Regions from separate parts of the Homo sapiens genome. Here region 1 is linked to region 2. A link is a loop called in an ENCODE intact Hi-C map of the cell type or tissue named here. Cell type or tissue: heart left ventricle. All regions are shown on one strand. Links, peaks and the distances in the headings refer to the core of each region. The heading gives the core; the rest is flanking DNA. Region 1 overlaps FAM30A (family with sequence similarity 30 member A). Region 2 has its middle 58 kb from the start of MIR8071-2.

Evidence for each region. A loop is a pair of places that touch in the nucleus more often than their neighbours do. Peaks named below come from ENCODE experiments on the same cell type or tissue, not always from the same donor. Only the 100,000 strongest peaks of a DNase experiment are listed, where the experiment ranks them.
Region 1: it touches region 2 in a loop (4-fold over the local background); 9 of 110 quality-filtered maps call a loop at or near these places.

What each region holds. Positions count from the first base shown.
Region 1 is chr14:105,929,665-105,940,886 of GRCh38, forward strand. It overlaps FAM30A (family with sequence similarity 30 member A), which reads left to right. Exons shown (of 6, transcript NR_026800.2): 6 at 1-2,978. It also overlaps IGH and IGHV6-1. Among named protein-coding and RNA genes, the nearest start is that of FAM30A, 17 kb to the left of the region's middle. In heart left ventricle, for the core only: no CTCF peak of the experiment used is centred there; no DNase peak of the experiment used is centred there.
Region 2 is chr14:105,692,292-105,703,513 of GRCh38, forward strand. It overlaps IGH. Among named protein-coding and RNA genes, the nearest start is that of MIR8071-2, 58 kb to the left of the region's middle. RefSeq lists enhancers at 3,989-4,363, 8,652-8,973. In heart left ventricle, for the core only: no CTCF peak of the experiment used is centred there; DNase peaks (open chromatin) are centred at 5,260, 6,840, 7,610 and 8,050.

The sequences.
Region 1 (11,222 bases), core at 1,001-9,000, 240 kb after region 2:
TAGCTACATGAGGCAGGGGCTCCTGGATCCAAAGCAAATGACAGGAATTCCAGAGCCAGGTGCATCCACTCAGGGCAGCCAGTGTTGGTGGAGCTGCCTCTAGCACATGGAGGAGAGTGAAAGTCAGCCTGCCCCTCTCACGAGAAAAGAACCTGGGGATACCTCTCAGCCTCCAGCGTTGCAAGTGCAAGGCCAGTGGAGTTAATCTGCAACGTGCACGAGGGCGTGTGTCAGTGGCTGTGTGCAGGAGTGTGAGTGAGCAAGAGCAAGAGCGCATGGCTCCTGCTGTACCTCAAGGTGTGGGCTCCTGGTGGCTGCTCAGTGTTCCCAGGGGTGAGAGGCCTCATGTATCCTAGGCTGCCTGAGATTTCTGTGTGCTGATCGCATCCTCAGTTTCTTGTCCACCGCTTCACTGGCAAGAGTCCCAGGCTCCAAGGACACCCTCCCTGCACATGATTGGGTGTTAATGGTGGCCTGGGTTGTGTCTTCCCCTGGGGATGAGGGTTGGGTGTCCATGGTGCCCTGGGCTGTGTCCTCCCCTAGGGATGAGGGTCGGGCCTCCACGATGCCCTGGGCTGTGTGCTCTTATGGGAATGAGGGTTGGGTGTCCAAGATGCCCTGGGCTGTGTCCTTCCCTGGGGATGAGGGTTGGATGTCCAAGATGCCCTGGGCTGTGTACTCCCCTAGGAATGAGGGCTGGGTGTCCAAGATACCCTGGGCTGTGTCCTCCCCTGGGGATGAGGGTTGGGTGTCCATGGTGCCCTGGGCTGTGTCCTCCCCTGGGGATGACGGTTGGGTGTCCATGGTGCCCTGGGCTGTGTTTCCTTGGGGATGAGGGTTGGGTGCTATGGCATCCTGGGCAGGTGCTTCCTTTCTGCACAAGGGTTGGGTGACCATGATGTCCTGGCAATGGCTTCCCTGGGTTGCCTCTTTTCTGCCATGTGGGAAGAGCAGGGGAGGTTTAGTTGGTCTCAGCACATCATTCTCTCAGGATAAGTAGAAGAGTGTCTGAGCTGTGAGGCCAGTGCTCCAGCTTTGGAATTGTCTTCCCCACCCTCACCTCCATCCCATCAAAGCCCGACATGTCGTGTGGCAGCAGCGAGGTGGGTGTTGGCTGTTCTCTTGGGCTGGGGGTTAGTCGTGGACGGGGAAAGGAGAGATGCTGGTCAAAGGGCATGAAGTTTCTGCTGATGGGAGGAGTCAGTTCTTTTGATCTGTTGCACAGCATGGTGACTATAGTTAACAATAATGACTATTTCAAAATTGCTAAAAGATGAGATTTTAAATGTTCTCACCACAAAATGATAAGTGTGTGAGGTGATGGATATGCCACTTACCTTGTTTTAATCATCCCACAATATAGACAGGCATTGTCACTTTGCATTGTACCCCAGGAATCTTCACATTTGCTTTTTTGTCAATTAAAAATAGAGACACAAAAGGAGAGAGGGGAGAGCAATAGACTCTTCACGGAACCGTGGGCTTCTGCCTCCGGGTAAAATAAACTGCAAAAAGGATTCCCAGGAAACCGTTCCCTCTTTCAGCCCTTGGTTACAGGAAGCCGGATTTGGGAAATCTGCCTGGATGACATTCACATGAACGGGCACATACAGGAAAACACGGTAATGTAATTAGAATAGTCAGAGAAAAGTAGCCAGAAATGACATTCACATGAACGGGCACATACAGGAGAAAACACGGTAACGTAATTAGAATAGTCAGAGAAAAGTAGCCAGAAATGACATTCACATGAACGGGCACATATAGGAGAAACCATGGTAACGTAATTAGAATAGTCAGAGAAAAGTAGCCAGAAATGACATTCACATGAACGGGCACATACAGGAAAACACGGTAATGTAATTAGAATAGTCAGAGAAAAGTAGCCAGAAATGACATTCACATGAACGGGCACATACAGGAGAAAACACGGTAACGTAATTAGAATAGTCAGAGAAAAGTAGCCAGAAATGACATTCACATGAACGGGCACATACAGGAGAAAACACGGTAACGTAATTAGAATAGTCAGAGAAAAGTAGCCAGAAGAATTTGCAACGTGCCCTTGTAACACCAAATTTGATCAGTTTTTTAAAAAATGATCGTTATGTAGGTGATTGAGAAGTAAATGTATTCTTTTTTAAGGTAAAAATTTGGACCCTTATCATGCATACCCCCCTCTGTGCTCTTCAAATCAACATCATTATTAATATCTGTACATTTTTGCTCATCTGAGCCAGCACAGGCTGAGGCTGTCAGAATGGACACCTTTTGGTTGTTGGGTTTCTGTCAGTTTCTGGGGTGAAGCTGCGTGATTGAGAACGTAGCTCTTGGCTGCCATCTCGGGGATTATTAAGGACTGTGAACTCTATCCACAAGCCATGGCAATATCTGTCCCACCGAATGCTCCCTCTAACACACTCTTACTCCCGTGATGTGTGTTAAGGGCTCCGACGATGCTGAAAACAGCACAGGATGTGAAAAGGCAGGAACAGTTCTGAAGTCAAAGGCTGATGTCCTGTTTCTCTTTCCCTCTGTGACCGACTCCCTTCCCAGTGGTAACAAGTACCCACAGCTTGGTTTGAATTTCTGCACGCTGTTGTCTGTGCACTCGCTCACACTTACGCACACAGCAGGCATGTGGGCGATGCTGGGTATTTTGTGTATGAGTGGGATGCACATACACACATCTACATCCATATCATGCCCATGCATCTGTAACTTGCTTTTCCCGTGTAAGAACACTTCTTAGAGTTTGTTCAATGCATGTGTCTGTGTGAATGATTGAAGGCATTTCTAACCCATTTTAAAGATGGCTACTTAGGACCATATGGATGTTGTACTGATGTCATTTGACCACGTCCATTGTTTCCATCTTTTGGGCTGTTCTTGTGTATTTTACTTTCCATGTAACACTGTGACATTGAGAATTGGTACCTACAACAGTCTATTTGCTTTACATTAAATTTGTAGGCTAATTTGTGTACCTTCAGAGTGTGAAAGTTTTCTCCTGAGGAAAATGGGGTAATTCATGTTTATTCAGGTTTTCTTCTTGTCTTCCCATGTGCTTTCTAGTTTACTTTATAAATAATAATAATGTACTCTTACTATCTCTCAGTATACGGAAAGCACAAGTCAAAGAATATGGTGTGGGTTCTTTATTTAAATCTTCACAACACTAATCAGTGGCAGAGTGTGGATCCTTGCCCCCCAGCACGGGACTAGCCAGTGGCAGAGTGTGGATACTTGTCCCCAGCATGGGACTAACCAGTGGCAGAGTGTGGATCCTCGCCCCCCAGCACGGGACTAGCCAGTGGCAGAGTGTGGATACTTGTCCCCAGCATGGGACTAACCAGTGGCAGAGTGTGGATCCTCGCCCCCCAGCACGGGACTAGCCAGTGGCAGAGTGTCGATCAGACTTCTGGGACCAGTGCCCATTTTCCCAATCACTGCACAGTATAGCCTTGGATGGCATGAGCTACCTTGGTGTCTAGGTCGTTTGTTGTTCCCATGAATGGGTTTTCTCTTTAAATTACAGTGCTATGAATAAAGCTGTTTCACACAAATAACATAAGCGCAGTCTCACTATTAAAATGCAAATACAAAATAGGAAAATTGGAACTTACTTCCAACAGCTCACCTGCAGCCGATTGTACCTTCCTGTTTCCTGCTGGCCACGTTGTCATATTTTCTGCTAAGTAACCAGCCCATCTGCAGGGTCTTTCGGGGATCTCACCGAGGCCAGGTGCAAATCATCAGTCTTGCAGTCATCAACAAACAATGCTGATGATAAAACCACACAGAAAATACCTTGAAATCCACAGCTACGCAGCAACATTGCTCATTAGTACATCCCATTCTTTGACCAGGGGTGAGGGCCAGGCAGGTACATCATTTATCACTTACATGATAGGTGCAGCTGTTTAAGTAGAATTTCTCAGGCCAACTCCAAGCCCGCTGTAACTAAAACTCACAGCATGGTGTTGGAGGGAAATGTTTAGCAGCAAATATCCGCATCCAGACAGAGGAAAGGCCTCAAGTCAATAAACTTAGCTTCCACTTTAGGAAACTAAGAAAATAGCAAATTAAACTTACTGTAGGCAGTAGAAAGGAAATAGTAAATATCAGAGCAGAAGTCAATGAAATGTAACACAAAAAACTAGGGAAAAAAATCAATAAAACCAAAACCAGTTTTTTAAGAAAATCAATGAAATTAAACTTTAGGCATACTGATTAGAGAAAGAGAGACGACACAGATGAGCAAGATCAGGGATTTAAGAGGTGCCATCACTACAGATTCTACAGATGTTCAACCTCTAAGAGAGGAATATTGTTTAAAAAAATTTTGACAATAAATTCAACAACTTAGATAAAATAGATACATTAATTGAAAGACACTGGAAAGCTCACTGGAAAAGGAAGAGAAAATTGAATTTTTAGTTAAAAACTTTCCCACAGTCTGTGTGCAGTGGCTCATGCCTGTAATTCCAGCACTGTGGGAGGCTGAGGCATGAGGATTACTTGAGGCCAGGAGTTCAAGACCAGCCTGGGCAACATAATAAGACCTCAAAAACAAGACAAAGCGATAAACAAACAAACAAACAGCTGGGTGTGGTGGTACATGCCCGTAGTCCCAGCTACTCTGAAGGCTGAGGTAGGAGGATTGCTTGAGCCCAGGAGGTTGAGGCTGCTGTGAGCTATGATTACACCACTGCATTCCAGCCTGGGCAACAGAGTGAGACTGTGTCTCTTAAAAAAAAACCCAAACCACAAAACAAACAAACAAAGACTTTCCCACAAAGAAAACTCTAGGCCAATGACTTCATTATGAAATCTTGCAAACCTTTAAGGAAGATATAATTCCAATTTTATACAAATTCTTTCAGAAAAATGAAGAGGAGGAAATAGCTTCCCAACTCATTCTGTGAGTCCAGCATTACCCTGATTGCAAAACTAGGCAAAGTTATTATAAGAAAAAATACCCTACAGACTAATCTTCCTTGTAAACATAGATGTAACAATTCTTAACAAATTTTGAGGAAATTGAATCCAACAATATGTAACAATAACAACACATGATGACTAAATGGGGTTTGTCTCAGGAATGCAAAATTGCCTTGATATTAAAGAATAAATAAATGTAATTATTCATGTTAATATAAGAACTGCATAATCATCTTAGTAGACAGAAAGCATTTAATAAATTCTAGCATGAGTGTCACATTAAAAGACTCTCAGAAAATTAGGCATAGGAGCAAACTTCCTCAATGTGATGAAGGGCATTTATAAAAACCCTACAGCTAACATCTGACACCATAGTAAAAGACCAAACTCCAACGTTAGGAAACAGGCAAGAATGTCTGTTTTCACCACTTCTGTTTAACATTGTACTGGAGGTCCTACCTGCTGTAACACAGAAAGAAAAAGACATAAATTTATCCCCACTGGAAAAGAGGAAAATCTGTCTCTATATATAGACCACATGACTGTTTGTATGGAAAATCCTATGGAATCTAAACAGTGCTGCTAAAATTGAGAGGAAATTTAGCAAGTGTGCAGGACATAAGATCAATTCAATTTCCTTGCTGTTTGAAGAACTTCCTTTAGCCAGTCTTTAAGAGTACATCTTGTAGCAAGAATTCTTTTAGTTTTTGTTTATTTGAGAAGGTATCCATTTTCTGCTCATTTCTGAAGGATAGTTTCATTGGGTATAGAATTCACAATCAACAATTCTTGAACATTGAAAAGTATCTGAGAAAGACTCCAGCATTTGAATTGGCATCCTTGATAGCTAATGCATCATTTCTCTCTTGCTGCTCAGTGCGGTCACTGGGGCAGTGCATGGAATAGATGGTGTTCAGTCCATGTGTGTGACCACTCAACATGTATTTGAGCAGGTGGGCCAGGTGGGCGCTGAAGGGGAGGCTGAGTAGGGTGGTCTGGTGAGTGCTTGTCTAAGCAGGGACTTGCCAGAGCATAGCCAAATGCAGGGACAGTGAGGTCGCAGAGTGGGAGGATGGTTTGGAGAGAGGGGCTCAAAATGACATAGGGGAGGGAAAATGTACTTATATTTGTTTCTATGTATAAAGGTGATAAGTTTATTGTAGGAAGTTTGTAAATTATAATAATAAAATGATATCCATTCAATTCTACATTATCCAATAGCATGTGCCACTTACAACATTGAGCAGAACGAACAGACTCCCCCGCATGGCTGGGTTCTCATCTCACGGCTGGAGATCCAGATAGGGCATGGCCATGGCATAGGTGTCTGGCAGGAATCTCCTTAAATCATCCCTGGTCATTTATAAATTCCAAACTGATGAGCTATTATCCACTCAGACCCTACTCAAATCACTCTGCCCTTCCTGACCACCACCCAAACCAATGCCTCCCAACCTGGTCCCTCTTCACTAACAGCATGGAGTGTAAGGAACCACCAAGTTCAAAGCAAAGGCCTTAAACACCCTGAAAATAAGAATTTGTAAAAACATGAATGAAACTGCCAATTTAAAATATTACCTAAAAAATAAATGTCAACAGGATGTTTTATTGCCAAGCTGACAAATTTTAAATTATTAATTCAAAGCCATAGTGTATTAGTCCATTTTCACACCGCTATAAAGATACTACCTGAGACTGGGTAATTTATAAAGAGAGGAGGTTTAATTGACTCATAGTTCCGCATGGCTGGGGAGGCCTCAGGAAACTTACAATCATGGCAGAAGGTGAAGGGAAAGCAAGGCACGTCTTATGTGGCAGCAGGCGAGAGAGAGAGCAGGGGAACCTGCCACTTTTAAACCATCATATCTCATGATAACACCCTATCATGAAAACAGCCTGGGAAAAACCACCCTTGATCTAATCACTCCCACCTGGACCCTCCCTGGACACATGGGAATTACAATTGGAGATGAGATTGGGGTGGGGACACAGAGCCAAACCATATCACATAGGAACCTAATAGGAGAATAAAGTAGGAAAACTTCCACATCAGTAACCCTTTATCAGTTGGTAATCCCAATCTGCAAAATAAAACTATGTAATTTTACCAAGATAATGGAATCTTCTCTACAGAAGGATTTTCCAGTGCAAAAGCTCCCCACCACCACCATGAAATGCAGGTGACCATTTCCAATTTGTGTAAAGTCCTCAGTTAGTACTGAGACTTTTGAAGGTCAAAAATCCCTTTGCTCATGCTGCATGATCTGGACGAGACATAAGAATTTTTAGCTAATAGACATGCAACAGCTTTTGTGTGAAAGATGTTATAAGACATTTAAGGTATTTGCTTATGATTAGTAAGTATTTGTTGTATCATTGGAGCACATGTGCTTATATACCCTGGAAAAATTTTCGTCTTGGAAAAGTATTATTTTGGGGAAAAATATCAGAAAACATATTGTTAGTCTTTGTTTATAGAGTCTCAGCCTTCTAAATTTGAAATTATTGGCAGTTTTCCTCCAATTGTAATGACAATCAGCCAATTTAAGGAGGTTTTCCAGTTGCAGAATTTTTATAGAGGTGTCCTCTGCTGAAATTTCAGTATTCACTACTTCTTAAAAACCCATGCCTGGATGGAGAATGACATCAGCAAGATGGATGAAGAACTTAGAGAAGCCTGGTGTTCACCCACACCCTCCCCATGAGGAAGGAATAAGGCAAAGAAGAAACAGCTAAGGTTTGACTGGAGTGTTGAAGGGAGACTGACGGAGTGCAGTGGAGGTGTGGAAACGCACCCGTGGTGATCGGAGGGCAGCATGGAGGCACCTGGCCTTTGCAGCCTTGTCTTCCCCACCCAGATCGGATTGGTCTGGACACAGGAGGGACTTCCCATGTAGGGAAAAGGTAAGCAGATTTCCCGCCAGCACCCACTGCCACTGCAAACATCTACAGCCCTTGCAACAGGAGAATTCCACAGGTTTTGCAAGCCCTCAGCCAAGTTTGGGAGCTGCCAGGAATGATCCCAGATTAGGAGCACAAGGTGTGTACTCCCTGCCCCCATTCATCCACTGTGAGCCTAGCTGCTGCAGCCCAGCGCCACCTTGAGACCGGAGCCGCCTCTGGAGTGCATCCTGCCCTGAGGCTGGTAGCCACTGCCCCTTTCTAGCATTGGGGCTCCATCTTCAGGATGCCCATATCTGGGTGGCTGAATGCCACAACCCTGGCTGTGCAGAGCCTAGGCTGAGGATTGGCCGTGACTCTGGCCCTGCACAGCAAAAAACCCAACCCCTGCTGCTGCACATCCAGCTGGAGGAAGAGCCTGCCAGGCCTGCCCAGGGTGAATCCACCATTGATTTGGCCAAGCTGCTGAGGGCCCTCCCCTGAGCAGGAGAGGCCCCTGAGCCACCGAGCACCTGATACTAACTCCAGGCTGGCAGAGTGGATATGTGCCCACACTCAGGCACCTGAGAAATAGCCCTGTGGCATCCACTCCAATTTCCACAGGTATGCCGTTGACCTGCCCAAAGGCTCTGCACCTGAAATTAGGCCTGAGAAACAGCATCATGGGCCACCCCTGGCAGGCACTCCTATAAGCCAGCAAGCAGCTGTGCGCCCATGACCCCGGCCTGAGAAATAACCCTGTGCCCCTGCAGCCCCCCAGCAGACACACACCCAGGCCAGCTGAGGAAGCCATGTGGCCATGTCCTGGGTCTGAGAAAGAGCCCATGGGGTGGCCCTGGGAGACACATGCCCAGGCCAGTTGAGCGGCCATGCACTTGTGTCCTGAACCTGAGAAACAGCCCTGTGGATTGCCCTCAGAAGCCACACCCCCAGGCCAGCCAAAGAGACTTGTGTTTGCATCCTGGGCCTGAGAAACAGCCCCATGTCCCCAACCCTAGTGAGCCTGGCACCAAGTTGGTCAATCCACCATGTGCATGCATGTGCCCCGACCTCAGAAACAGCCTGGTGAGTCCACCTCTAGCAACGTTGCACTTCCACTGCCACAAACCTCTCAGCCCAGGCCACTGAGACACTCGCAAACGTCACCAATGTGGACGGCAGCTGAAGAAACGACATGGAGACTACGCTACTGCGTCAACCTAGAACTAAAGCCAGCACGCCCCGCCACACTGACACCCTGAGACCCGTCTGTACTAGGAAGTCTTTTCCTGCAAAACCTACTCCATTAAATTGCAAGGGATGACTGGTCCGCCAGATGTGTAGAAATCAACGTAGGAACACATAAAACATGAAAAGGCCAGGAAACACGACACCTGAAAAAGACAACAGTCATTCTCCAGTAGCAGACCCCAATCATAAGGAAATATACAGAATGTCAGAAAAATAATTCAAAAGGATAATCTCTAAGAAACTCAGGGAGATACAATAGTGTACAGATAGAAAATTCAGTGAAATCAGGAAAACAATTTATCATTTGAATGAGGAATTCAACAAAGAGATAAGTATCATAAAAAAGAACCAACAGAAATTCCAGAGTTGAAGAATTCAATGAATGAAATTAAAAGTACAATTGAGACCTTCAAGATTAGACTAGGCCAAGCAAAAGAGTTTCTGAAGTTGAAGACAGATCTTTTGAAATAATTCAGGCAGATGAATAAAAAGAAAAAAAGAGTAAAAAGGAATGAAGAAAATCCCCAGCATTTATGGGACACAATTAAGTGAACAAATATTTGCATTATGGGTATTCCAAAAGAGTAGGGAAATGGTGTAGAAAACACGTTTAATGAAATCATAGCTGAAAACTTCCCAGATCCAGGAGGTTCACAGAACCCAAAATAGAACTTCTTTGAGGCACACTGTCAAAAGTCAAGTTGTCAAAAGTCAAAGACAAAGAATTCCAAAAACAGCAAGAGAAAAACATTGTCACATATTAGAGAATCTCCATTAGACTAAGAACAGATTTCAAAAATATGAAAAAGGGTTTTCTATGATCTCTGTTGCTGAGCCAAAAAAAAAAAAAAAACAACAACAGTTTAAGACACAGCAAGAAGTTCCATTTTTGCTTAACTCCACACCTGCTCCTGGTCTGGGCCCTGCGCTGGTAGTGCTGGGTGCCTTCTGGGGTCCTGAGCATCCCTGCAGGGAGGTTTGTGTCTGGGCTCACACTGACTTCCCCTCACTGTGTCTCTTGCACAGTAATACACAGCCGTGTCCTCGGGAGTCACAGAGTTCAGCTGCAGGGAGAACTGGTTCTTGGATGTGTCTGGGTTGATGGTTATTCGACTTTTCACAGATACTGCATAATCATTATACCACTTGGACCTGTAGTATGTCCTTCCCAGCCACTCAAGGCCTCTCGATGGGGACTGCCTGATCCAGTTCCAAGCAGCACTGTTGCTAGAGACACTGTCCCCGGAGATGGCACAGGTGAGTGAGAGGGTCTGCGAGGGCTTCACCAGTCCTGGACCTGACTGCTGCAGCTGTACCTGTGACAGGACACCTGGAGACAAAAGGAAACAGCAAAGTGAAACACCCCTCAGTCTGTGAATGCTGCTGTGAATACGGCATCTCCCTGACACTGACCCCATGGGAGGCCCAGCACGGGCAGGAAGATGAGGAAGGAGACAGACATTGTCTGGAGCTCTGGTGACTGCCCTGGTCAGCCAGAATTCAGCAGGCTCTGCAGTTCTGCAGCGGGGGAGGCTACATTTAAACAGGAAACCACACCCTGGCATTTGCCTGTGTGCGTCACTTGCTGATATAAGGCCCCGGGACGGAGATGGCTCATTGAAGAGCCGGGGCCCTCAGGTCTACAACTGGGTTTCCCTAGAGCCATGTTCTTCAGCAGATTGGATGCAAAGAGGAGCTCAGAGGCAGGGCCCCTGGGTGTGATGACTCTGAAATTCCAGCATTTGGCGTCCTACATCAACCAAAGTCTATATACCCTTATTCATAGATCAGATCCCCTTCATTTATTCACCCATTCACTCATTCATGCAACAAATCCTGAGGGCCGATGGTACTAACCCCCACCCCCTGGCATGAGGAGGCATCCCTAGGCAGATGCACCATCCCTGTGCCCCTGGGGCCAGGTGCCAGGTCCCTAGAGTAAGAAGGCTCAACACCCACACCACCCCAGGCAGTCCCACCACTTCGGGAGTGAAGGGCAGCAGGTCAGCATTCTGGTCCAGGAAAAGCCTGCAGTGGAAAGGAGAGGGGTTTTGCTTCTGTGTGGTGGGGCAGGATGGAGCCGAGTGCAGGGAGCTGTGAGCTTCTAAAGGGAGGTCCACAGAGCACAGTGGGCAAGGGCAGCTCAT
Region 2 (11,222 bases), core at 1,451-9,450:
ACTGGGCCGGGTGCCGTGTGTGGTCCCCAGTCCCCGCAGCACCTCCCCCACACTGGTCACGTTCCAGGGCCCCTCTGAAGCACCTGCTGTGAGGGGATGTGGGGAGGGGACAGGGACTTGGGCCTGAGCTGCCGGGTCGGGGGGGAGTCGGGGACCCAGGCTCAGCGTGTGGCTGGGGACCAGACAGATGGGGATGGAGGAGGACACGCCCTGTACCCACTGCCTGCCAAGGGGCTGGACCCACGCCCAGTCTAGGCCATGTCCCCCGAGGCCTGTGAACCTTCACCCTGAGCCACTAAAACATTCAGGAGCTTTGAAAGCAGCCCCCGTCCTTGTCACTATGCGATGACTCTGAGCATCACGCTGTCCCTGCTGGATCCACCCTCCAGCCCCAGCGAGGGAGGCTGGGCCCCGGGCAGCAGGTGGTGAGGGCAGCGGGCACAGCCACGCTACAGCACACACAGGGTCTCAGGGACGCGTCCACCACAGCCCGTGCACAGGCTCCTCACGGCACTGAGTTCACCCGGGGCGCGGGCCGTTTGTCCTCAGGAGTCCGGCTGTGCCCTCCGCCCCCAGCCCTGTCCTGCTGAGGCTGCAGCTGGGTCCCGGGGCACAGGGCGGCCCTGAGCACCTTGTCATGTTGGTCCCTGTCGGGTGGGCTGCTGGCTGTCTGTGGAGCTGGCAGAGCCGCGGTTCAGCCTTGGAGGCCGGTCCTGGGGCCCAGCAGCCGTGGGGAGCACTGCCCAGTCCCGTGCCCACAGGGAATCACCTGGGCTGAGGAAGGGCCCACACGCCGACGGGATCGGGGTCAGGCAGCGCACGCCTGGCACCGAGATCCCACGTCCCGAAGTGGGGACACGGCCCAGGGGCACTGTTCCGGGAGGGTCTCAAGATGGGGTCTCCTATTTCAATCTTCACTCCTTCTGCACCTGTTAGCTGGGAACCTTCTAGAAGGAGGGGTGTCCTCAATCATGGGGTGGTTGTGAGCTGAGCACAGATCATGCAGGAAGGTACATGGCTTCTCCTTCACCAGGAAAACAGTGCAGAGAGACAGAGACACAGAGACAGAGACAGAGTAACAGAGAAAGACAGACGAGAGAGAGACACAGAGACACAGACAGAGTAACAGAGAAAGAGAGACAGAGAGACACAGAGACAGAGACAGAGTAACAGATAGAGTCACAGAGAGACAGAGAGAGAGACAGAGTAACGGAGAAAGACAGAGACAGAGAGAGACACAGAGACAGAGACAGAGTAACAGAGAAAGACAGAGAGACAGAGACACAGAGACAGAGACAGAGTAACAGAGAAAGACAGAGAGACAGAGAGAGACAGAGACAGAGTAACAGAGAAAGAGAGACAGAGAGAGACACAGAGACAGAGACAGAGTAACAGAGAAAGACAGAGAGACAGAGACACAGAGACAGAGACAGAGTAACAGAGAAAGACAGAGAGACAGAGAGAGACAGAGACAGAGTAACAGAGAAAGAGAGACAGAGAGAGACACAGAGACAGAGACAGAGTAACAGAGAAAGACAGAGAGACAGAGAGAGACACAGAGACAGAGACAGAGTAACAGAGAAAGACAGACAGAGAGACACAGAGACAGAGACAGAGTAACAGAGAGAGACAGAGAGAGACAGAGACAGAGTAACAGAGAAAGACAGAGAGGCAGAGAGAGACACACAGAGACAGAGACAGAGTAACAGAGAAAGACAGAGAGACAGAGACAGAGAGAGAAAGAGAGACAGAGAAATAGAGACACAGAGATACAGACAGAGACAAAGACACAGAGACAGAGACAGAGAAACAGAGAGACAGAGACAGAGAGAAACAGAGACACAGAAAGAGACATGCAGACACAAATAGAGACAGAGATGAGGAGTTACAGAGAGACAGAGACACAGAGACAGAAACAGAGTAACAGAGAAAGAGAGAGACAGAGACAGAGAGAGACAGAGAAATAGAAACACAGAGATACAGACAGAGACAGAGAGAAAGACACAGAGACAGAGAAACAAAGAGACAGAAACAGAGAGAGAAACAGAGACACAGAAAGAGACATGCAGACACAAATAGAGACAGAGATGAGTTACAGAGAGACAGATAGATAGAGACAGAGATGGAGAGACAGAGACAGAGAGAAAGAAACACAGATCCAGAAAGAGACATTGACAGAGACAGAGAGAGAAAAATAGGCAGAGAGAGAGAGAGAGAAAAACAGAGACACAGAGACAGACACACAGACACAGAGACAGAAAAAGACAGAGATAAAGTTACAGAGAGACAGAGATACACAGAGACAGAGAGACAGATAAAGAGAGACAGAGATATAGGCAGAGACAGACAGAGAAAAACAGAGATAGAAACAGAGAGACAGAGATAAAGTTACAGAGAGACAGAGACCAAGACAGAGATAAAGAAAGACAGAGACAGAGTGAGAGAAACAGAGGCAGTAAGAGATAAAGAGAGTTACAGAGACAGAGATACAGAGAGATACAGAGAGACAGAAAGAGAGATAGAGACAGAGATAGAGATGAGAGAGACAGAGATAGAGACAGAGCAATAGAGATAAGAGAAAGACAGATACAGAGAGTGAGAGACAGAGAGAGATAGAGACAGAGATAAGAAGAGAGACTGAGATAGAGACAGAGAGACAGAGAAAGAGAGTTAGAAAGGCAGAGAAAGACAGAGACAAAGAGAGACAGAGAGGGCTGAAGAGAAACAGAGACAGACAGCAACAGAAAGACAGAGATATATAGAGGGGAAGAGACAGAGACAGAGAGACAGAGAAAGACAAAAAGAGACAGAGAAAGAAACAGAGAGAGAGAAAGAGAGGTATAAGGAGAGACAGAGAGAGGGAGAGCTACAGAGAGGAAGAGACACAGACAGAGAGACATAGAGAAACACACACAAAATGACACAGAGGCAGAGACAGAGATGAAGAGACAGAGAGAGAGAGACAGAGGCAGAGAGACAGAGAGACACACACAGGAAGAGACAGATGAGAGAGACAGATATAGACAGAGATACAGAAAGAGACCGAGAGAGACATACACAGGGACACGAACAGACAGACAGAGATACAGAGGCAGAGAGACAGAGATATAGACAGAGGCATGGAAAGACAGAGAAGAGAGAGACACACACACAGGGACACAAAGAGGCTGAGATATAGACAGAGATACAGAAAGACAGAGATAGAAGCAGAGAGACAGAGAGAGACACACAGGGACACGAAGAGACAGACAGAGAGACAGAGGCAAAGAAAGGGACACAGCAAAGGGACAGGCACAGAGGGAGGGATAGACGGGAAGAGAGACGGAGGGATAGAGACAGACACGGGGGAGAGATGGATGGAGAAAGGAGGCACCGACGGAGACACACAGAAAGAGAGAGAGGCCAAGACAGGCAAGATGGCGGGACAAAGCCCAGCAGACGGGCTTGACAGAGATGAGTCAGAGACACCGACAATGGGACAGAGACAGAGATTCGGGCAGGGAGATACCTTCAGAGAGGCAGAGAGACAGGGAGACAGAAGGGTAGCCAGAGACAGGGACAGCGGGAAAGATGGAGCTGGAGGCTCAGATGGAGACGGGTGTGACAGAGCTGGGAGCAGGGAGGCCACAGCCCACGCAGTCCGGGTGCTGCACCCACCACGGCCCCCAGGCCCGGAGACCCAGCCCCCATCACCATGTAACCTCAGGCCATGTCCCTGGCCCTGCTGAGCCTCAGTGTTCTCTCTGTACAGTGGGGACCACCAGGCCATGAGGGTGGGGGAGGTGCGGGCCTGCACCAGACCGGCCCTGTACCAATCGGGCTGCCTGTGCCCAGGCCACCAGGGCCACCTCCGCTCAGCCTCCTTGGGGCTTCTGGGGTGGGGGTTGGCTGGGGGCCCTGCCAGCGTTGGCTCCCCTGCCCTTCCTGCCAACCTGGGGGCTGCCCCTGGGTCCTGGTCCCAAAGATGGCAACAAGTTCAGAACCACTGAATTCAATAAAGTTGACGTTTGCAGGGTGGTCCCAGTGTCAGTAACCCAAGTGGGCCTGTCCTGGGGGAGGGGGCGGGTGTCCCCGAATCTGGAGGCCTGAGCCAGCCTGGCCACGCTGGGGGAGGGGGCGGGGGGTGTCCCCGAATCTGGAGGCCTGGGCCAGCCTGGCCACACTGGGTGGGTGGCGGCTGCAGCTGCAGGTGGAGAATCGTGCAAGCTATTTCTGGAAACAGCCTCAGAGGGCAAGAAACATGTTTTCGGTGTGGAACAAACAACCATTTGCATGTGCCCTGAGGGCCAAGTCTGCCCAGAATGAGTCACTCAAGGAGAAACAGATCAGAGCCCTCACACCTGCCTGGGGGAGGGGTGGGCGCCGCTCCAGGGACCTGCTGTTGGGCCCAGAGATGCCGAAAACTCAGCCCACCCGGCCGCCATGGCAGGACCCACTTTCCTCACCAGCTTGCCCCTAGGTGGGACCCACAGGACCCCTGGGAAGCCCTCAGCAGCCCTTGGGCAGGTCCCACCCTGCAGAGAACGCGAAGGCTCAAAGGCCCACTCGGGCTGAGACCGCAGGGAGCCCTGGGCCGCTTGGATGCAGAGCCCTGAGGCCCGAGGCTAGGCTGTGGGAGGGAGCAGCAGTGAGACCCCCACTGGCCCTCAGGGCTCACAGGTGCCCCGGTGAGGGTGCAGGGAGCGGGGGTGCCTGCCAAGCAGGAAGGCGGAGGGCCCAGGCTGCCGTGGCACCATCGGGGCACACTATGTGTCACTGGCCCAAGGAGACTCGCCCATGAGGAGCTGCTGCTGGTGGACGCAGGGGTGCCCTCCAGCCTCCTTGGGGGGCTAGGAAGGGAGGGCAGGGCCAGGCAGACCCTAGGGTGAGGTAGGAGGACTGGCAAAAGGCCAGTATGGCCAAGGGAGAGCCACATGGGGGCTGGGAGGGCGCAAGGTTCGGGCCCGGCCAAAGCGTGGGTGCCAGGTATGGTGCCCACCAGGACCGCGCGGCGTGTACTCCAGAAAGACCCTGGGGCGCAGGACGGGCTTGCCATGCTGAGGTCTGGAAAGTAAAGAGAGGCACTTCACGGCAGCACGCCAGCCTGCATGATCTGTGCTCACACTCACCCACTACGAGCAATGCCCTCCTTCTAGAAGTTTCCTCACTAACACGTGCACAAGGAATGAAGGGAATGGGGTCTCCCGTCTCACAGCCCTCCATGTAATGGTGCCCTCAACCGACCGACTGCTCCCGACCGGCCGCAGCCCTCGGCCCCGCGGCCCACCTCTGCCTGACCCCGGCCCTGCTCTCCTCCTGGCAGCTCAGGGATTCGCCACTGCCTGGGCTCAGCCGGAGCAAAGCCCGTGTCCCCCGGCACCCCACACAGCCGAGTCACCCCTCCCTCACGGCCCCCACCTCCTCGCCCCTGCCGGCCCAGCCACGCTGAGCTGCTCCTGGGCCCCCTTCCCAGAGACATCGGAGCCCTGCAGGTTCTCCAGGCCCTCTGCCCACTCCACTACCCCTGCCCGCTCCCAGCTGCAGGCTGAGCTCTGCCCCTTTGCTCCTGGGCCATGTGTGTTTGAGGCCTTCCCTGAGCCAGGCCTTGGGTGGGCCCTGTTTCCCCCAGGCCAGCCATGAACAGAGCGGAGGGCATGTGCCCAGCTCATAGAGGGGACCCCCAAGGCGGGGTGTGGTGGGCACACACCGGTGAGCCAGGGGCTGGTGGCCCAGAGGCTTAGACAGGCCGTAGGCCCCATCGGAAGTGACAGGGCCTGAGGGAAGCTCAGTGTGTGTGTGAGAGTGTGTGTGAGTGTGTGAGTGTGTTTGTGAGTGTGTGTGTGACTGTGTGTGTGTGACTGTGTGTGAGTGTAAGTGACTGTGAGTGTGAGAGTGTGTGTGAGTGTGAGGTGAGTGTGTGAGTGTGTGAGCAGGTGAGCGTGGGTATGAATGTGACAGTGACTATCTATCTCTGTCTCTCTCTGTTTCTGTGTATCTTTCTTATCTCTGTGCCTGCCTCTGTCTCTATCTCTCTCTCTGTCTCTCTATCTCTGTTACTCTGTCTCTGTCTCTTTCTGTCTCTCTGTTACTCTGTCTCTGTCTCTGTCTCTCTGTCTTTCTCTGTTACTCTGTCTCTGTGTCTCTCTCTGTCTCTCTATCTCTGTTACTCTGTCTCTGTCTCTGTGTCTCTCTGTCTATCTCTGTTACTCTGTCTCTGTCTCTGTGTCTCTCTCTGTCTCTCTTTCTCTGTTACTCTGTCTCTGTCTCTGTGTCTCTGTCTCTCTGCACTGTTTTCCTGGTGAAGGAGAAGCCATGTACCTTCCTGCATGATCTGTGCTCAGCTCACAACCACCCCATGATTGAGGACACCCCTCCTTCTAGAAGGTTCCCAGCTAACAGGTGCAGAAGGAGTGAAGATTGAAATAGGAGACCCCATCTTGAGACCCTCCCGGAACAGTGCCCCTGGGCCGTGTCCCCACTTCGGGACGTGGGATCTCGGTGCCAGGCGTGCGCTGCCTGACCCCGATCCCGTCGGCGTGTGGGCCCTTCCTCAGCCCAGGTGATTCCCTGTGGGCACGGGACTGGGCAGTGCTCCCCACGGCTGCTGGGCCCCAGGACCGGCCTCCAAGGCTGAACCGCGGCTCTGCCAGCTCCACAGACAGCCAGCAGCCCACCCGACAGGGACCAAGATGACAAAGTGCTCAGGGCCGCCCTGTGCCCCGGGACCCAGCTGCAGCCTCAGCAGGACAGGGCTGGGGGCGGAGGGTACAGCGGGACTCCTGAGGACAAACGGCCCGCGCCCCGGGTGAACTCAGTGCCGTGAGGAGCCTGTGCACGGGCTGTGGTGGACGCGTCCCTGAGACCCTGTGTGTGCTGTAGGGTGGCTGTGCCCGCTGCCCTCACCACCTGCTGCCCGGGGCCCAGCCTCCCTCGCTGGGGCTGGAGGGTGGATCCAGCAGGGACAGCGTGATGCTCAGAGTCATCGCATAGTGACAAGGACGGGGGCTGCTTTCAAAGCTCCTGAATGTTTTAGTGGCTCAGAGTGAAGGTTCACAGGCCTCGGGGGACATGGCCTAGACTGGGCGTGGGTCCAGCCCCTTGGCAGGCAGTGGGTACAGGGCGTGTCCTCCTCCATCCCCATCTGTCTGGTCCCCAGCCACACGCTGAGCCTGGGTCCCCGACTCCCCCCCGACCCGGCAGCTCAGGCCCAAGTCCCTGTCCCCTCCCCACATCCCCTCACAGCAGGTGCTTCAGAGGGGCCCTGGAACGTGACCAGTGTGGGGGAGGTGCTGCGGGGACTGGGGACCACACACGGCACCCGGCCCAGTGCCAGGGGGAGGCGGGTCAGGGCCCAGGTCTCCGAGGCCCAGGCTGTGCGTGTTGGAAGCCCCATTGTTGATGGAGTCAGATGCCCACATCCTCATCCCCGCCTGGGGCCCCTTCTCCAGGAGCCCTGGGTTCAGTCAGAGCCCAGCCAAGGTCCCCTCCCTGGCCAGAGGCCTCACTGGCTCGGTCACCCTCACCTCACTGCCCCCACCTCCTCACCCCTGCCAGCCTGGCCACTCTGGGCTGCTCCTGGCCTCCTTCCCACAAACACGGACCCACAGGTTCTCTAGGCCCTCCAGGACCTTCGCCCACTCCACGGCCCCTGCCCCTGTCCTGTTGACCTCCCAGCGTCCATCCCTGTCCTCGGGCTGCACCCTGCTGGCTCTCCTGTTCTCTGACCATCCCCCACTGTCCAGTCCCTCCTGGGAGACCTGAGGCTGTCCTGGGCTTCAGCCCCCAGGGCTGGGGTCGCAGTGCGCAGGGTCCTGGGACCTCCTGCTCCCGCCTCTCCCATGTTGTTACCCACCCCAGCCCGATGTTCCGGGTCCTGTGTGGATCTGCAGGTTTCCTGGAGGCTCAGAGTCCTGCCCCGGCCAGCACAGACGGGGAACAGGGCGAGGGCTGGGTGGTGGCCCAGTGACCTCGGGGGCCAGGCCTTGTAGGTGCAGGTGGGCCCGTGCTGCCGTGCCCCCCACCCACAGACAGGCCCCGACTCTGGCCCAGCGCCCGCTCGGCCGCTCCCAGCTGCAGGCTGAGGTCTCCCCATTTGCTCCTGGGCCATGTGTGTTTGGGTGTGAGTGTGGGTATGGATGTGACAGTGACTTAGTGTGTGGCTGTGAGCGTGGGTATGTTTCTGTGTGTTTGTGTGTGAATGTTGTATAATAGTCGTGGTGTGTGTTTGTGAGAGTGACTGTGTGAGAGGGGCTTGCAGCTGAGTTCCTGGGCCCATCTTGCTGCCTCTTTCTCTCCCTGTGTGTTCTCTGCCTCTGTTGTGTTCTCTCTGCATGTCTGTCTCCATGTCTCTTTTTCCCTGTTCCCATCTCCTCTCTTTTTCTCCCATCTCTGTCTCCGTTTCTTCTTATCTCTCTCATCTCATCTCTCTCTCTTTCTGTCTCTTGTAACTCTGTCTCTGTCACTGGCCTCGCCTCTGTCCCTCCCTGTCCCTGTCTCTTATCTCTCTCCATCCCCATCTCTCTCTCTGTGTCTGTCTTTGTCTCTCCTTTCCTGTCTCTCTTGTCTCTCCCCATCCCTGTCTCTCTCTCTCTCTATGTCTCTGTGTCTCTTGTCTCTCCCCTCAGATAGACCATGGTTGACCCTGGCTGACCTCTGCCTAACCCTGGACCTGGAAAGCCCTAGCTGACCCTGGGCTGGTTGGGGCTGGGCCTACCTGTGGCTGCAGCCCCTCGCTCAGGCCCCAGGCACACCTGGCCAGGTCTCGGTTTTGGGGCATGTTTCTCAGAACAGCAGTTCTCTGGCTGGAACACCTGACCTGGGCTGTGTTCACAATGACTCAGCCACCCCACAGGGCTATTTTGGGTATTTCTGCAGGTCTATTCAAGAGGCTTCAGGAGAGAGAGAAAAGCAAGAGAATACAAACGGCATGGCCTCCCCTCACCTTCCTGTCCCCACTCCTGTACTGTACCCCCTCCCCAGTGCTAAGTCGAGACCTGGCGACCCCTTAGGGGCTGGGGCTGGGTGTAGCTCACAGGGCCTGGGCTGGTCTTCTCGCCACCAAGTCCTCCTGGGGCCTACACACCCCTCTGAGCCTGGAAAAATGGAGCAAGTCATTGGGGTCATTTCTTCATCTACCAGTGAGTACATGCACTGAGAGGGTCTCGGCTCCCCTGGAGGCCTCCCTCCACCACTGCAGGTCACTTACTCATGAGGGCCAAGGCTCAGAAATCAGACAGGACTCAGTGTCTAGTCAGACTGATACATGCTCAGAAAAGGAATCAGATTTCAAAATGAATATGCATAATTAAAGAACCAGAGATCAGTGATCAGGAACAGGGATCCGCGGTCTGGTCCAGGGCTCAGTGGTCAGGAACAGGGCCCAGTGATCAGGATCAGGGCTCAGTAATCAGGACCAGGGCCCAGTGATCAAGACCAGGGCCCAGTGATCTGGTCCAGGGCTCAGTGATTTGGTCCAGGGCTCAGTGATCAGGAACAGGGGTCATTGACTGGGTCCAGGGCTCAGTAATCAGGACCAGGGCTCAGTGATCAGGAATAGGGGTTAGTGATCAGGAACAGGGCTCAGTGATCAGGTCCAGGGCTCAGCAATCGGGAACAAGGGTCAGTGATCAGGTCCAGGGGCCAGTGATCAGGACCAGGGGCCAGTGATCTGGTCCAGGGCTCAGTGATTAGGAACAGAGGTCAGTGGTCAGGATCAGAGCTCAGTTACCAGAAATAGGGCCCAACGATCAGGATCAGGGCTCAGTGATAAATACTAGGGTTCAGTGATCAAAAGGAGGTCTGAGTGATTAGAATCAGGGCCCAGTGATCAGGACCAGGACTGGATGATCAGCACCAGGACTCAGAAGTCAAGAGCAGAGCCCATTGATCAGGACCAGGAGTCAGGGACCAGAACCAGGGGCCATTGGTCAGAACCAGAGCCCAGTGATTAGGAACAAGACCCAGTGATGAGGGCCAGGGCTCAGTGATCAGGACCAAGATTCAGGGATAAGAACAGGACCCAGTGATCAGGACCAGGACCCAGTGATCAGGACCAGGGCTCAGTGATTGACTATTGACTAGGACCAGAGCTCAGTTATTGACTGTTGACTGGGACAAGGGCTCAGTGGTCAGGACCAGAGCATAGTTAGCAGGACCAGGGCCCAGTGATCAGGGCCAGGGCTCATTGATCCAGAACATGGCCCAGTGATCAGGATCAAGACTCAGCGATCCAGACCAGGACTGAGTTAGGACCAGAGCCTAGTGATCCAGATCAGGGCTCAGTGATCACGACCAGGGCCCACTGATGAGGACTGGAATTGAGTGATCAAGTCTAGGACTCAGGGATCAGGACCAAGACTCAGTAATCAGGACCAGAGTTCAGGGGTAAGGACCAGAACACAGCATGACCAGGGCCCAGTGATCAGGAGCAAAGCCCTTTGATCAGGGCCAGGGTTCATTGATCAGGAGCAGGGTTCAGTGATTAGGATCAGGGCCCAGTGCCCAGTGCCCAGTGACTAGCATCAGGATCTAATAATCAGGACCAGAGCTGAGTGATCAGGACCAGGGCTGAGTGATCTGGACCAGGACTGAGTGATCAGGACCAGGGCTGGGTGATCAGGACCAGGGCTGAGTGATGAGGACTAGGATGGAGTGATCAGGACCAGGGCTGTGTGATCTGGACCAGGACTGAGTGATCAGGACCAGGGCTGGGTGATCAGGACCAGGGCTGAGTGATGAGGACCAGGGCTGAGTGATGAGGTCCAGGGCTGAGTGATGAGGACCAGGGCTGAGTGACCAGGACCAGGGCTGAGTGACGAGGTCCAGGGCTAAGTGAGGAGGTCCAGGGCTGAGTGATGAGGTCCAGGGCTGAGTGAGGAGGTCCAGGGCTGAGTGATGAGGTCCAGGGCTGAGTGATGAGGACCAGGGCTGAGTGACGAGGTCCAGGGCTGAGTGACGAGGTCCAGGGCTGAGTGACGAGGTCCAGGGCTGAGTGACCAGGACCAGGGCTGAGTGATGAGGTCCAGGGCTGAGTGAGGAGGTCCAGGGCTGAGTGATGAGGACCAGGGCTGAGTGATGAGGTCCAGGGCTGAGTGATGAGGACCAGGGCTGAGTGAGGAGGTCCAGGGCTGAGTGAGGAGGTCCAGGGCTGAGTGAGGAGGTCCAGGGCTCAGTGACGAGGACCAGGGCTGAGTGACCAGGACCGGGGCTGAGTGATGAGGACCAGGGCTGAGTGATGAGGTCCA